2 separate regions of the Homo sapiens genome follow, and region 2 is linked to region 1. The links are chromatin contacts, found by Hi-C or POLR2A ChIA-PET in ENCODE. All regions are on one chromosome and are shown on one strand. Each heading gives the region's core, a stretch centred on a gene start or an enhancer-like site at or near the end of the contact. The rest is flanking DNA. Distances are from core to core; before and after follow the strand shown. Region 1 holds the start of LDLRAD2 (low density lipoprotein receptor class A domain containing 2). Region 2 overlaps USP48 (ubiquitin specific peptidase 48).

Evidence for each region. A loop is a pair of places that touch in the nucleus more often than their neighbours do. ChIA-PET counts read pairs that join two places held with the same protein, here RNA polymerase II (POLR2A). Pooled maps may share reads with other maps.
Region 2: a loop to region 1 is called in a pooled map, with 7 times the contacts of the local background. The contact joins the enhancer-like site here to the promoter of LDLRAD2 in region 1. A Hi-C loop is called at or near these places in 2 of 37 single-sample maps with no recorded cell type and 3 of 50 pooled maps. POLR2A ChIA-PET finds 5 or more read pairs at or near these places in 6 of 52 experiments (Caco-2, HCT116, HEK293 and 3 more).

What each region holds. Positions count from the first base shown.
Region 1 is chr1:21,810,682-21,817,735 of GRCh38, reverse strand. LDLRAD2 (low density lipoprotein receptor class A domain containing 2) reads right to left here and starts at 5,471. Exons shown (of 5, transcript NM_001013693.3): 1 at 5,200-5,471; 2 at 2,913-3,338; 3 at 1,662-1,793. The coding sequence starts at 5,284. RefSeq lists silencers at 2,987-3,106, 6,835-6,985 and an enhancer at 5,386-5,680.
Region 2 is chr1:21,757,401-21,764,955 of GRCh38, reverse strand. It overlaps USP48 (ubiquitin specific peptidase 48), which reads left to right. Exons shown (of 27, transcript NM_032236.8): 2 at 7,173-7,293. Among named protein-coding and RNA genes, the nearest start is that of USP48, 22 kb to the left of the region's middle. RefSeq lists an enhancer at 2,975-3,054. Within about 2 kb of position 2,740, at least 4 of the 41 ENCODE cell types and tissues checked have a DNase peak (open chromatin) inside an H3K27ac peak, as active enhancers do.

The sequences.
Region 1 (7,054 bases), core at 4,222-6,721:
TCATACTAATGTAAAATGTCAGTAATAGCACCCAAACTGAGTGCTGGGTATATGAGAATTTTCTGTACTATCTTCTCAATTTTTTTGTAAATCTAAAACTGCCCTAAAAAATGAAGTTCATGCAATCCCAGCACTTTGGGAGGCCAAGGTGGGAAGATCTTGAGTCCAGGAGTTCGAGACTAGCCCTTGCAATACAGTGAGACCTCATCTCTACAGAAAACACAAAAATTAGCTGGGCATGGTGGTGCATGTGTGGTCCCAGCTACTCTGGGGGCTGAGGTGGGAGGATCACCTGAGCCCAGGAAGCAGAGGTTGCAGTGAGCCGAGATGGCGCCACTGCACTCCAGCCTGGATAACAGAATGAGAACCTATCTCAAAACAATAAATAAGTAAGTTCATTTGAAAAAAAGAAAAAGAAAAAGAAGGCTCCCCCAGGCTTCCTTCTTCCTGTGTTGTCAGAGGCAAAGGACAGAAGGAGGGAGACCAGTTCAGAAGTTATTAGAACAACCCAGACGAGAGCTGGTGGTGGCTCAGACCAGGTGATGGCAGAGCAGGTGTGAGAAGGGTCAGAGTCTGGAGAGCTTTCAAAGGACTTGTCACTGGCTTGGTTATGGGTTATAGGCTATGGGTTAAGCGGGGAGTAAAAGATGACTCAGTGAGGCCTGGGCAGCTGGAATGTGAAGTCGCTGCTCAGCGAGAGGGAAGCAGGATGCAGGGAGGGCTGTGGACAAGGAGTCCAGTATGGGGCAAGTTAAGTTTGAGATTTCGCCTATACATCCACGCAGAGATGCTGAGCAGGGAGGAGGTTATGTGGCTGAAGTTCAAAGACAAGTCCCACAGGTGATACGATATAAATGAGACCCACAAGGGAATGAGCCTGGATGGAGGACAAGGGGACATAGGACCTGGGTCTCATGGCACAAAGCATACAGCATCAGGGAAATGACCAGGAACCTGCAAAAAAGGCTGAGCGGGGGATGGGGAAGGTAAGTGTGTGGGGTTCTGGGAAACTGCATTTCACCCCTGTTCAACTGTACATGGCAGCCCTACCTCCATCCCACTCCTAATTGGGTGTGGTGGGCAGGTGGGACATCTTTAGATCCCCAGGAAGGTTATTCCTGGGTGATTTGTTCTGGTCCCTTCCACCAACCCTAGCCCTCCTATCCCACTCCCCTGTCTACAGAGATCATTCCTGCTCATTTTACTCACTGGCTTTATGACCTTGGGCAAGTCACTTCTCTCTAGGCCTCAGTTTCCTGATCTGTAAAGTGTGGGAATCAGACTGGATTGATGGTTTTCAAAGTATGTCTTGAGGGTGACACTCAGGGCCCTCAGAGAGACATCAGGCAGCCAGGGCCCCAGGCCCACCATCCAGTTAAGCAGAGGATATCTCCTTTGAATGTCTTGGGCCTCCATGCCAGGTCCCATTTAGCAAAAGTTTCCACCACTAAAGCATCATTTGGAATCCGCCGGATGAGATCATCTGCAGCATAGTTCTGGCCCTGACTGCTCTGCCCCTCCAGCCCTTGGCCTAAGCCGATTCCACACTTCCGCTTTCCTCTCTCCTGCCTCCCCATCGGGGCCCTGCCCTAGGGAAGGGGAGTTAGGGCCAGGCTTCCCTCCAGCTGTTCAGTAGGGCCCAGTCCACACCCCGCACTGACCTCTGCAGTCAGCTGGTGACCAGGAGCCCTGGTCACTGCCATCGCCACAGTTGTCCATGCCCCAGGGGTCACACACGAGGCTTGAGGGGATGCACCTGCCATTCTGGCAGCGGAAGTAGGCACCACAAGGTCCTGAGGCCAGAAGCAGAAGCCTGAGGTGAGGATTCCGGTCCAGCCCACGACACAGCAGGATGTGTGGCCCCCATGGTGACAGTGTGGGGGTGTGGGCAGGAGAGAGCTGCCCTCATGCATGCAGATGAGAACATGGATGAGTGTTTCATGGGGAGGAGGGTGGAGGATGGCAGCTAACATGTACTGACTTCCTCTTCTGTGCCATGCACAGCCGTAAATACTACACATCCTGGCCCATTGAGGCCTCACAATACCCCTATGGGGCAAGTACTGTTATTAATTTTATTATTTTTTAATTATTATATTTTTTAAATTATTTTTTGTTGTTGTTTTAGGCAGGTCTCTCTCTGTCACCCAGGCTGGTCTTGAATTCCTGAGCTCAAGTGATCCTCATGACTTGGCCTCCCAAAGTGCTGGGATTACAGGCGAAAGCCACGGCGCCCAGTTGGGCGAGTATTATTAATTTCAGTTCCAAGAGGGCCCTTTCCTGGCTTGAGTTGGTTTCTGCTGCCTACAGGCCTGGCGAGTCCTAAGCACACCCTTCTGCAAACATCTGAAGGGCTGACCCAGCGCAGAGCAGCCAGCATGTGGCATGAGAGCATGTGAGCTGTGTGTAAGTGTGCAAGGCGGTACTGTGTGCATATGAGGTGTGTGATGGTGAGTGTGCAGTGTGAGGCGTGTGCTGCAGTGAGAGGCATGAGTGTGGAGTGTGTGGGGGCGATGAGGTGCGTGGGTTGTGCGTATGTGACATGGGTGTGGATGTCAGAGTGTGAGGTGTGAACGTGTGGGAGTTGTGTGTGAATGTGTGTGGGGAGGAAGTTGTGTGTGGATGTGTGTGGATGTGTGTGCGCACTGGGGCTGGTAGGACAGTCTGACGCACACATCCATGGTAGCCAGATTTATATGGTTGGCTCTTAGGATCCGGGAGGTCCCTTATTGTGACTCTGCCACTAGCCACCACCTTCTTCCCTCCCGTTGGACCCAGTCCCTGCCATCTTGTGCTTCGGGCACCCCTGCCATTCCCCTGTCGGCAGCGGCCCTCACCGGGGCCCCCACTGTGGCCCCAGTCCCGCATGGCCTCTGCAGAGGGTCCCGTCCCGGCCTTCAGCCCCAGCTCACCCAGACGGAAAGAGGTGACTTCGCCCACGAAGTCCACGCGGGGCTGGCGGCCTCTCGTGACCAGGCGCAGGCCTAGAAAGGGTCCGGAGGATGCCACAGGCACCGGGATGTTCAGGCCGCACAGTGGGGACCCCAGGGGCCGGGGCGCCCCCGGCGGGCCCTCGTAGAACTGCAGGTAGGAGCCGGGGGCGCACGGGTCGGCCGGGGCCGGGGAGGAGGTGTTGAGCGCCGGGGGCGCGGGGGTCAGGCTGTAGACCAGGAAGAAGCGGAACTGGAAGCGGATCCGGTCGCCGGGGGCTGCCGCCTGCACCCAGAGCCCGCAGTCGGTGTCCGGAGCCACGAAGTAGAACCTGCGCGATGCGGCGTGCGAGCGCAGCAGCAGCCCGTCCCCCTGCCACGTCTGCCCGCACAGTTCCGCCAGGTCGGCTGCAGCGGAAGGCACGGAAACTGGAGCCGCGCGGCGCGACCCCGAACTCTACTCTGTCCCCTGCCCGCTGTGTGATCCCAAGCGAGTTACTCGCCCTCTCTGAGCCTCATTTTCCTCATCGGTAAAATGGGGATGATTAATCAATCTCAGAATGATTGTAAGGATTAAATGATTTAATTTAATTTAATTCAAATCTACAATCCCTTATTCGAAACCCTAAGATGCGGGGCCGAGCGCAGTGGCTCACGCCTGTAATCCCAGCACTTTGGAGGCCAAGGCAGGTGGATCACCTGAGGTCAGGAGTTCGAGACCAGCCTGGCCAACATGGTGAAACCCCATCTCTACTAAAATACAAAAAATTAGCCGGGCATGGTGGTGCGCACCTGTAATCCCAACTAATCGAGAGGCTGAGGATGAGAATCGCGTGAACTCTGGAGGCGGAGGTTGCAGTGAGCTGAGATCAAGCCACTGCACTCCAGCCTGGGTAACACAGCGAGACTCCGTCACCAAAAAAAAAAAAGGGGAGGGGGAGAGCTGTGTGATAAGGAGCCCCTTTTCTTCCTGCTTTTGAAAGCTGCTGACTGAGGATGAGGATGGGATGTCCAGAGCTGCAGCAGCCATTTTGCAAAGATGAGGTCAGAGCATTTCAGAGGAACAGTGACATTGTTGAGCCGTTGAGTTAACCATCTCTGGAATCACCTATGACCACTCTTAACTGAAATAGCAAATATCCTACCATTTAAGCCCCATTTAGTTTGTTATCTGTTACTTACAGCCCAAAACATCCTCACTGGTACAGGGTTGTTGTGAGGATTAAATGAGAAGATGTGCAAGTACTCAAAGTAGCCCTGATTTCTGTAAGCACAGAGAGGAAAGAGGAGGTGGGTTTTCTGGTGCAAGATAGGGACCAGTGGGTACTTGAGGACCAGCCAGGATGTGGGTCTTTGAGGAAAAAATCCTTCATCAGAGCTCAGGATGTGGGAGCACTTTCCAATATTTGGTATTTCTCTGCTAAAGCCAGAGCCTACCCTGAAGGTACACAGGGCAGGCATGGAGTTTAGAGAGTAAGGGAATTGGGCACCCTTTTTTTTTTTTATTTCTTTGAGACGGAGTCTCTCTCTGTTGCCAGGCTGGAGTGCAGTGGCGCAATCTCGGCTCACTGCAGCCTCCGACTCCCTGGTTCAAGCGATTCTCCTGCCTCAGCCTCCCAAGTAGCTGGGATTACAGGCACATGCCACCATGCCCAGCTAATTTTTGTATTTTTAGTAGAGATGTGGTTTCACCATGTTGGCCAGGATGGTCTTGATCTCGTGACCTCATGATCCGCCCGCCTCGGCATCACAGAGTGCTGGGATTACAGGCGTGAGCCACTGCGCCCAGCCGGGAATTTGGCACCTTTTATGTGCCAGGTATTATGAAGTGCCTTGCATGACTTATCTCATCTTATATGCCAATAATCATAGTCCCTTAAGGGGCAAGGGCCTATTATTTTCATTTTACTGCCAAAGAAATTCAGAGAGTTGAAACAATGATCTCAAAGGTACAAACATAAGAAGTGGCAGAGTGTGTAAATGCAGCTTCTCTGAATCCGAAGCCTACAGAGTTTTGCAAAGCAGGCCCTGAGGGCTGTCCTGCCCACTCCCAGACTCCTGCTTCTAGGTGACTGGCAGATCCAAGCCTTCCAGAAGGCTTTGGGTTGGATTTGGGGATGCCAAGCAAGACCAGACACAGTTTCCCAGCCTCCCCCAGCTCAAAAGGTCTCAGCCCAGCAGGATGAGTGCTGACTGGGGAAACATAGTCTCTAAGGATGGTGGGGGCCCAAGTCTTCTGGGTGCCCCAACCAAGCCCCCTGATACTTACCTGTCTCCAAAGCAGTTGCAGTCAGGGCGGCTGCCCCCAGCAAGAGCAACCTTTGGGGCAACTGCAGAAGACAACAAGCCTCCATCCAGGCTCTGCTGTGCCCAGCAATGGGGCAGACCCACAGAATCTTCAGCTTGGGGTCTCTGGGGAGACTGGAGTATGGGGCCTGGTCAGGCCAGCAGGGAGGCTGGTGGGACACAAGGAGAAGGGGGAGGCAAGTCTTCACTATGATCTTAGTGCTTTGCCTTCCAGATCCTCTTCATTTGGTTCAGAACTGTGTCCAGGGGTTGCCATGGAGATTTGGAGCAAGGGCTAGAGCCTGGGGAGAGGAGGCAGGGAGGAGATCTGCTCCCCTTCTGCCAGACAGGAACCAGGAAACTCAGATCCGGTTCAGCCATAGGGCTTCTGGGAGGAGGACCCACAGGAAGCCAGATCTGCTACCTTCCTAGATCAGCTGGCCCCTTAGGGACTGAGCTTGAGGGAGGTCCAGGACACCAAAGGAGCCTCTCTGAGGGCCTAGAGAGCAGCAGGCAGAGAAGGAGCACTGGACCAGGAGTCTGCTGTATTACTAACAAGCCATTCCTGCCTCAGGGCCTTTGCACTCATAGATCCCTCTGTCTGGAGTGTTGTCCCCCCATAGCAGTGCACGGCTGACTTCTTCAGGTCATCAGGTTGTGGCTCACATGTTACCTCCACAGACCACACTCTCCTGACCACCTCTCCAACTAAATTAACACTCTCTCTCTTTGTCACTCAATCACATCTCAAATGTATCATCCCAGCACTGTCTGGAATTATTTTGCCTATTCATTTCTTCTTGTATATATTGTCCACTGGCCTCCACTAAAATTATATTCCATGAGTATCTTGTTTACCTCTGAACCCTTATGTCATAGCACAGTCACTGGCACAAGGCAGGCGCCCAGGAAATAATGAAAGAATAAGTGTGTGGCATTGAACAAATGACCCCTTTTTCTGGATTTTACTTTCCCATGTGTAAAATAAATACCCTGGACTAATTCAGACTTTTTCAAAACGTGTTATTAGTAGAACAATTTTTTTTCAAAAGGTATGTTACAAGGAACCTTTATCTATAAAACTGAAGCTTTTCAAGCCCTGGCATCCTTCTCTGGAAAATGGGATAATGATTAATTCCAACCACATAGTTGCATTGTAAGAATTAAGTAACTTGGCCTGGCTTGGTGGCTCATGCCTGTAATCCCAGCACTTTGGGAGGCAGAGGTGGGTGGATCACAAGGTCAGGAGTTCAAGGCCAGCCTGGCCAACATAGTGAAACCCCATCTCTACTAAAAATACAAAAAAAATTAGCCGGGCATGGTGGTGCATTCCTGTAGTCCCAGCTACTCAGGAGGCTGAGGCAGGAGAATCGCTTGAATCCGGGAGGTGGAGGTTGCAGTGAGCTGAGATTGTGCCACTGCACTCCAGCTTGAGCAACAGAGTGAGACTTCATCTCAAAAAAAAAAAAAAAAAAAGAATTAAGTAACTTAATACAAGTGGGGTACTTGGAATAGTGTCTATCATGTAGTAAAGTAACCAATGTATTTCAGCTTGAATGATGATCATTAATGTCATCGTTATTATTTAAGCAGATGTTTCAAGTGTGGGGGAGGGGAGGAGCTAAGCAGCCCAAATTGGCAGTGCCTGAGACACCACCTCAAAATCCCAGGAATCCATGAGAAGGTTAAGACCTCTGGACCTGGCCGGGCACAGTGGCTCACACCTGTAATCCCATCACGTTGGGAGGCCAAGGCAGGCGATCACCTGAGGTTGGGAATTCGAGAGCAGCCTGGCCAGCATGGTGAAACCCCATCTCTACTATAAATACAAATATTAG
Region 2 (7,555 bases), core at 1,491-3,990, 50 kb after region 1:
AAAACCTTTGGGATCTCTGAAGTGACTAAGTGTCTTTTTGTATGCTAATGAAATGACTGATGGCTGGGAGCTCTTGGTAGCCTCCACATGGGCTGGTTGCCAGGAGAACCAACCACGATGAGAGGTTTAGAACTTTTTAGTCTGACCTCTGGGAGGGGAGAGGACTAAAGGTTGCTAATCTCCAGTGGCCAGTGATTCAATCAGTCATGCCTATGTAATCAAGTCTTTTTTTTTTTTTTTTTTTGAGACGGAGTGCCACTCTGTCACCCAGGCTGGTGTGGGGTGGCACAATCACGATCTCGGCTCACTGCAACCTCCGCCTCCCGGGTTCAAGCAGTTCTCTGCCTCAGCCTCCAGAGTAGCTGGGATTACAAGCACCTGCCACCATACCTGGCTAAGTTTTGTATTTTTAGTAGAGTCAGGGTTTCACCATCTTGGCCAGGTTGGTCTTGAACTCCTGACCTCATAATCCACCAGCCTCGGCCTCCCACTGCGCCCAGGCTTTTTTTTTTTTTTGGAGACAGGGTCTCTCTCTGATGCCCAGGCTGGAGTGCAGTGGCGTGATCTCAGCTCACTGCAGCCTCTGCCTCCCGGGTTCAAGCAATTCTCTTGTCTCAGCTTCCTGAGCAGCTGGGACTATAGGCATATGCCACCACACCTGGCTAATTTTTTGTATTTTTAGTAAAGATGGGTTTTCGCCATATTGGCCTGGCTGGTGTCAAATTCCTGGCCTCAAGTGATCTGCCTGCCTCAGCCTTGCAAATTGCTGGGACTACAGGTGTGAACCACTGCTCCCAGACACTGTCTCATATTTTGTGAAACACTCAACCTCCTTGATCTGTTTTGATAGTTGATAGACACAGGTACACATAACTGTTTTTCTACTGTAAGGAAATTGGCACACACATGATGATAAATGATCCTTGATACCTGGGGCCTACTCCTAAGGAGGGATAAAATGGAGTTAGGGGCATTGGAGAATGACGAATGGGAGAGGCTACAGCCCTCTGTGGTTGGCATTCTGCTGTGCTGCTAAGGCTGGCTTTAGAAGTAACAGCTTATAATTAGAACTGTGATTTGTGTCTGCCTGTCCATCCGTCCTCCCTCCCTCCCTCCCTTCCTTCCTCCCTTCCTTTTCTTGAAACAGAGTTTCTCTCTAGTTACCAGGGTTGGAGTGCAATGGCATGATCTCGGCTCACCGCACCCTCTGCCTCCTGGGTTCAAGTGATTCTCCTGCCTCAGCCTCCTGAGTAGCTGGAATTACAGGCATGTGCCACCACGCCTGGCTAATTTTTTGTATTTTTAGTAGAGACGAGGTTTCTCTATGTCAGCCAGGCTGGTCTCGAACTCCCGACCTCAGGTGATCTGCCCGCCTTGGCCTCTCAAAGTGTTGGGATTATAGGCGTGAGCCACTGCGCCCAGCTGTTATTTGTGTTTGTTAAGTAGATTCTTTACCTCTCCAAGTAAGAGAACAAACACAACCCCGCCCCCCCATATTGGGCTATGTATGAAAGGCTTAGCAACAATTTAGAAGTTTAGAAAGCCCAAGCCCTTTTAATGCAAAGCACCGCCATTGGCTTTTTGGTTCCCACCTGAAGTGTGGCCATAGAGGCTCGGGAGCCATAGGTTTGGCCTGGGGTGGTAGTCTATCACAGGTCACCTGCACTTGGCATTCTGCTGTGGTGGTGTTCTAGCCGACTGAAGACGTATTCAGTGATACCTAGCAAGCAATTAATTTAAGAAAATTTAAAAAGAACAATGCCAGTGTTGTGGGGCCTAATAATACAGATTGCTCCCAGCTTCTCATAGTAGCTTTTGAAAGTCTTATTGTGGTAATATTTAGGCCATAGGTTGTGTTTGCCTTTTGATGCCAGCTTTAGAACCAGTTGAGTATGCATGATTTTTGGGTGGGGACAGGGAGAGCCTACCTTTTCTTCATTGTCTGAATTATTTTGCTATCAGGAACTGGAGACTAAAATCTAAACAGATCCAGTGGAACTATTTTCTGAGAATGATGTCTGTGTTTGACACATGGGAGTATCTGTTTCCCCAGCCAGGTCGTGTGAATTTTTTTTTTTTTTTTTTTTTTTGAGATGAAGTCTCGCTCTGTCGCCCAGGCTGGAGTGCAGTGGCGTGATCTCGGCTCACTGCAACCTCCGCCTCCCAGGTTCAAGCAATTCTCCTGCCTCAGCCTCCTGAGTAGCCAGGATTACAGGCGCCTGCCACCACGTCCAGCTAATTTTTGTATTTTTAGTAGAGATGGGGTTTCACCATGTTGGTCAGGCTGGTCTCAAACCCCTGACCTCGTGATCCACCCGCCTCCGCCTCCCAAAGTGCTGGGATTACAGGCGTGAGCCACCGCGCCCGGCCCGTGTGAAAAATTTTTACCACCCACTTGTCCAAGAGGAGGGAGTGAACAAACAAGACTTGATATTACACCTTTGAAAAGCAGAGTTGAAAGGATTGACAAAATAAGTGCCTACTTTGTTTTAGAGGTATATTTTCACCATGGTTACTGACACTATTTTTTCCTATCTGCCAAAGACCTTTGGGAGAGTCCATTGCCACTAGCTGTAATTTTCTTTCGAAAGAACCTTCCTAGTATATCCTTGTCACTGTTCCCAGGAGAGATTTTCTGTTACTTTTCTCAGTCTCAGAATCAGTTTTGTTTCTTCTTTTTTTTTTTGAGACGAGTCTCGCTCTGTTGCCCAGCCTGGCTGGAATGCACTGGTGCGATCACAGCTCACTGCAAACCCTGCCTTCCTGGTTCAAGCGGTTCTCTCACTTCAGCCTCCCAAGTAGCTGGGATTATAGGCACACGCCACCACGCTTGGCACATTTTTGTATTTTTAGTAGAGACGGGGTTTTGCCATGTTGGCCAGGCTGGTCTTGAACTTCTGGCCTCAAGTGATCTGCCCACCTCAGTCTCCCAAAGTGCTGGGGATTACAGGCAGGAGCCACTGCACCCGGCCAGTTTTGTTTCTTTAACTCTCTTATAGTAGACCTTTCCCATTAGAGATGAGTTATAAGCACTAAAACAAAACCCTAGCTTCTTCTCCCCACAGTGGATGGGTTCTACTTTATTTCATTAATAAGCTTTTTTCCCTCCTAGCTTTGATATAAGCTGACAAAACTGTTCTTAAATTGGTCGAACTTGTTTTCATTTTTATTTTTTCAAAAGTTTTAAAATAGAGACAGGGTCTCACTTTGTTGGCCAGGCTGTAGTGCAGTGGCTGTTCACAGGTGCAATCATAGTTCATTGCAGCCTCCAACTCCTAGGCTTAGGCCATCTTCTGCCTGAGCCTTCTGAATAGCTGGCACTATAAGCATGTGCCACCACACCCAGCTTCATTTTTATATTTTAGAAGACAGTATGTTTAAACTGAACATTAAAACAATTATTTACTTATTTTTGGAATATGTAACACATTTTATTGTTCAAAGTCTGAAAGGTATAAAAAGTGATGGGGTCAGCCTGGGGCAACATGGCAAGACCCTGTTTTTACAAAAAATAAAATAAAAAATTATCCAAGTATGGTGGCATGCACCTCCCAGCTACTCCAGAGGCTGAGGCTGGAGGATTACTTGAGTCCAGGATGTAGAGGCTGCAGTGAGCCATGAACATGCCACTTCAGTATGGGAGTCTCAAAAAAAAAAAAAAGGAAGTTCAGAGTGTTATTTACTTCTGACTTATAGCTGGCAAGTACAGAGATAATCTTTGCCGATAAGGTTGTTTCCAGTTTATAATGTACTCTTCTATCTAAACAAACGGGTGTGTTTACCCCATTTGTAAATAAAAAACATGGCAACATGATATGCAGTGTTTTGTACCTTCCTTTTTTTTTTTCTTTTTTTTCTTTTGAGACAAAGTTTCCACTTGTTGTCCAGGCTGGAGTGCGATGGCGTGATCTTGGCTCACCACAACCTTCACCCTGCTGGGCTCAAGCAGTTCTCCTGCCTCAGCCTCCCAACTAGCTGGGATTAACAGGCATGCGCCACCATGCCCGGCTAATTTTGTATTTTTAGTAGAGACAGGGTTTCTCCATGTTGGTCAGGCTGGTCTCGAAATCCCGACCTCAGGTGATCGCCTGCCTCAGCCTCCCAAAGTGCTGGGATTACAGGCGTGAGCCACTGTGCCTGGCCCACCTTCCTTTTTTCAACTAATGATATCGTTATATATCACAACATTAAAAGCTTTCCCTACCTTTTTTTAAATTTATTTTTATTTTTATTTTTTTTGAGATAGAGTTTTGTTCTTGTTGCCCAGGCTGGAGTGCAGTGGCACGATCTCGGCTCACTGCACCCTCCCGCCTTCCAGTTTCAAGTGATTTCTCCTGCCTCAGCCTCCTGGGTAGCTGGGATTACAGGCTCCCGCCACCACTCCTGGCGAATTTTTGTATTTTTAGTAGAGATGGGGTTTTACCATGTTGGCCAGGCTGGTCTCGAACTCCTGACTTTGTGATCCGCCCACCTGGGCCTCCCAAAATGCTGGGATTACAGGCGTGAGCCACTGTGCCCGGCCTACCTTTTTATTTTTTGACAGCAGTAGTTTTTGTTGTTTGGTTATATTGTAATTTATTTTGTTACTTCCATATAAATTTCCAGTCTTTTACTGTTATCAGTAATCCTTTAGTGGGTATCCTACAGAAATCTGCAGAACTTTGTCCTGTAATGTTCCTTTATAGCAAAAGAAAACCTAAGCTTATGTTACATTCAGTTGTGTCTCTTTGGTTTCCTTTAATCTGGAACTGTTAGTGAATCTTTCTTTGTATTTCATGACACTGACTTATTTTGTATAAAGTCCCTTGAGTTGGTTTGGTCTGATGTTTCCTCATGATTCAATTAAGGCCATGCATCTTTGGCCAGAACATCACAGAAGTGATTCTGTGTTGTGCATTATACCAGAAGGTGTGTGGTGTCAATTAGATTCATTACTGGGTGTGTTAAATTTAAGCATTTGGTTAAGGTGGTGTCTGTCAAGTTTCTCCACTGAAAGTTATTATCTTTCCCTTTGTAATTAACTTTTTCTGAGATACTTTGAGACATTGTAAATATTGTTATTTCTCCAACTTGCCTACGTTAGCATCCGTGATGATCCTTGCCTCATTCCTTTCTGAATCTGATGTATGCCAAATGGAGATTTTTAATTCTGTCATTCCTTCCACTTTGATAGTTGGTTTTCTTCTAAAGGGAAGAGATTTTTCTTCCATCCATCTCACCATGAAATGATGGATTCTTACTTTATTCAGTAGGTTATAATCCTATTACTCATTTTGTTGCTAAATTTTGTTGCCAAATTTGACCAGTGGGACCTCCCCTTCCAGCCAACTCTTGTGCTCTTTTGACATGTCTCCACCATCTTTCAGTACATCATTTTAGGGCACAGTAAGATGTAGGTTCGTTTTCTAATTTCACTGCCCTGGCCTTGGAATCAGCCAGTTATTTCTCCAAGGAGCACGGGATTCTTTTAGTGGGTAATATTTAGAAGTCAGGATCTGTGTTTCAGAATTATTAACCCATGTCTCTATGGAAAAGAAGCCTACTAATTAGAGTTGGCTGTTTGTTCCTTTTGTCTTTAGCCAGAGGGTACTAGTAAATGAGCTTGATAACTGTTTAAGTTACTTTGGTCAGTCACACCCCCTCCCTCTCCCTCCCCCACTCCTGCCTTCCCTTCAGTCTGGATCTTTTATTTAGTTGAAATATGTTTTCTCTGTTTTGAATTTAGGGTTCCTGTCATCCTTGTTGATTCCTTTTTTTTTTTTTTTTTTTTTTTTGAGACCGTGTCTCTCTCTGTTGCCCAGGCTGGAGTGCAGTGGCACGATCTTGGCTCACTGCAACCTCCGCCTCCTGGGTTCAAGCAATTCTCCTGCATCAGCCTCCAGTCTTCAGCCTGTAGCTGGAGTTACAAACGTGTACCACCACACCTGGCTAATTTTTGTATTTCTAGTAGAGACAGGGTTTCACCATGTTGGCCAGGCTGGTCTCAAAACTCCTAACCTCAAGTGATCCTCCTGCCTTGGCCTCCCAAAGGGCTAGGATTACAGGCGTGAACCACCACGCCTAGCCAGTTGATTTATTTTTGTTTGTGTGCATGCGTGAAGTAGTGTGAGAAACAGTCACATGGTCCCAAATTGTTCATTATATGAAAAGGTACATTTCCTTTTCATTCATTCATTCATTCATTCATTCATTCATTCATTTTTTCCAAGACAGAGTCTTGCTCTGTCGCCCAGGCCAGAGTGCAGTGGTGTAATCTCGGCTCCCTGCAACCTCCGTGTCCTGGGTTCAAGGGATTCTTCTGCCACAACCTCCCAAGTAGCTGGGATTACAGGCCCGCACCGCCACGCCCGGCTAATTTTTGTATTTTTAGTAGAGACAGGGTTTCAGGCTGGTCTCGAACTCCTGACCTTGTTATCCGCCTGCCTCAGCCTCCCAAAGTGCTGGGATTGCAGGTGTGAGCCACTGTGTCCGGCCGAAAAGGTGTATTTTCTTTTAACCTTATTCCCACTCATGCTCTGTAGGTAACCAATTTCATTAGTCTCTTGTTTTTCCTTTCTGTATTTCTTTTTGTACAAAATGAGCAGAAATATGTACATGTATATTTTCCTTATATATTTCTTACACATAACAGTATACTAGAGATACTCCTTTGCATTTTGCTTTTTTTACTTAATAATGTGTCCTGGATTTATAAATTACCTTATATCTGTTCATAGATATCTTTTTCATGCTGTGTGTGTGTGTGTGTGTGTGTGTGTGTGTGTGTGTGTTTTACAGTTGCATAGTACTCTGCCATATAGATGTACCATATTGTCTATTTTTGGGCATTTGGGTGGCTTCCAATATTTTGCAATTAACAGACAGTGCTGTAATGAATAACCTTATGAGTGAGATTTTGCATTGTTGGAGGTATAGCCTAAGGAACAGTAAATCCTCAGAAATGAGATTGCTAGGTCTAAAGGTAGTTGTCTATGTAGTTTTGTTAGTGACTGCATTTCTACCAGCAGTATATGCATGCTTTCTTCTCCACACCCTCACAAACTGAGTGTCTTATACTTTCTCAGTTTTGCTAATTTATAGATGAGAAGTGGTATCTCATTTTAGTTTTAATTTGTTTGTCTCTCATGAAACTATGGTCTTTTAAAAATTAAAGGTTTTTTTTTTCCCCTTAGACGAAACTGCAAAGGAAATCCGAATTGCTTGGTTGGTATTGGTGAGCATATTTGGTTAGGAGAAATAGATGAAAATAGTTTTCATAACATCGATGATCCCAACTGTGAGAGGAGAAAAAAGGTAAACCATCATTTTTTAAGCGATTGCTATATGCTGTTTTTTGTTTTTGTTTTTGCTTTTGTTTTGGGCCTGTGATCAGAAAACTCTACTGATTTCAGGTAACCTGTGCAGCTTTAAGATAAGCAGTAGAACTTAAGACTCTAAGCCACTTGAATTGGAACACTTCTTAATGATATGCTTTAAAACAGGCAGCTGCGTAATTCAGTAAGCCTTTAAATAATAGTTTTAGTTTGAATGCTGATTCTATGTTTGCTTTAACATT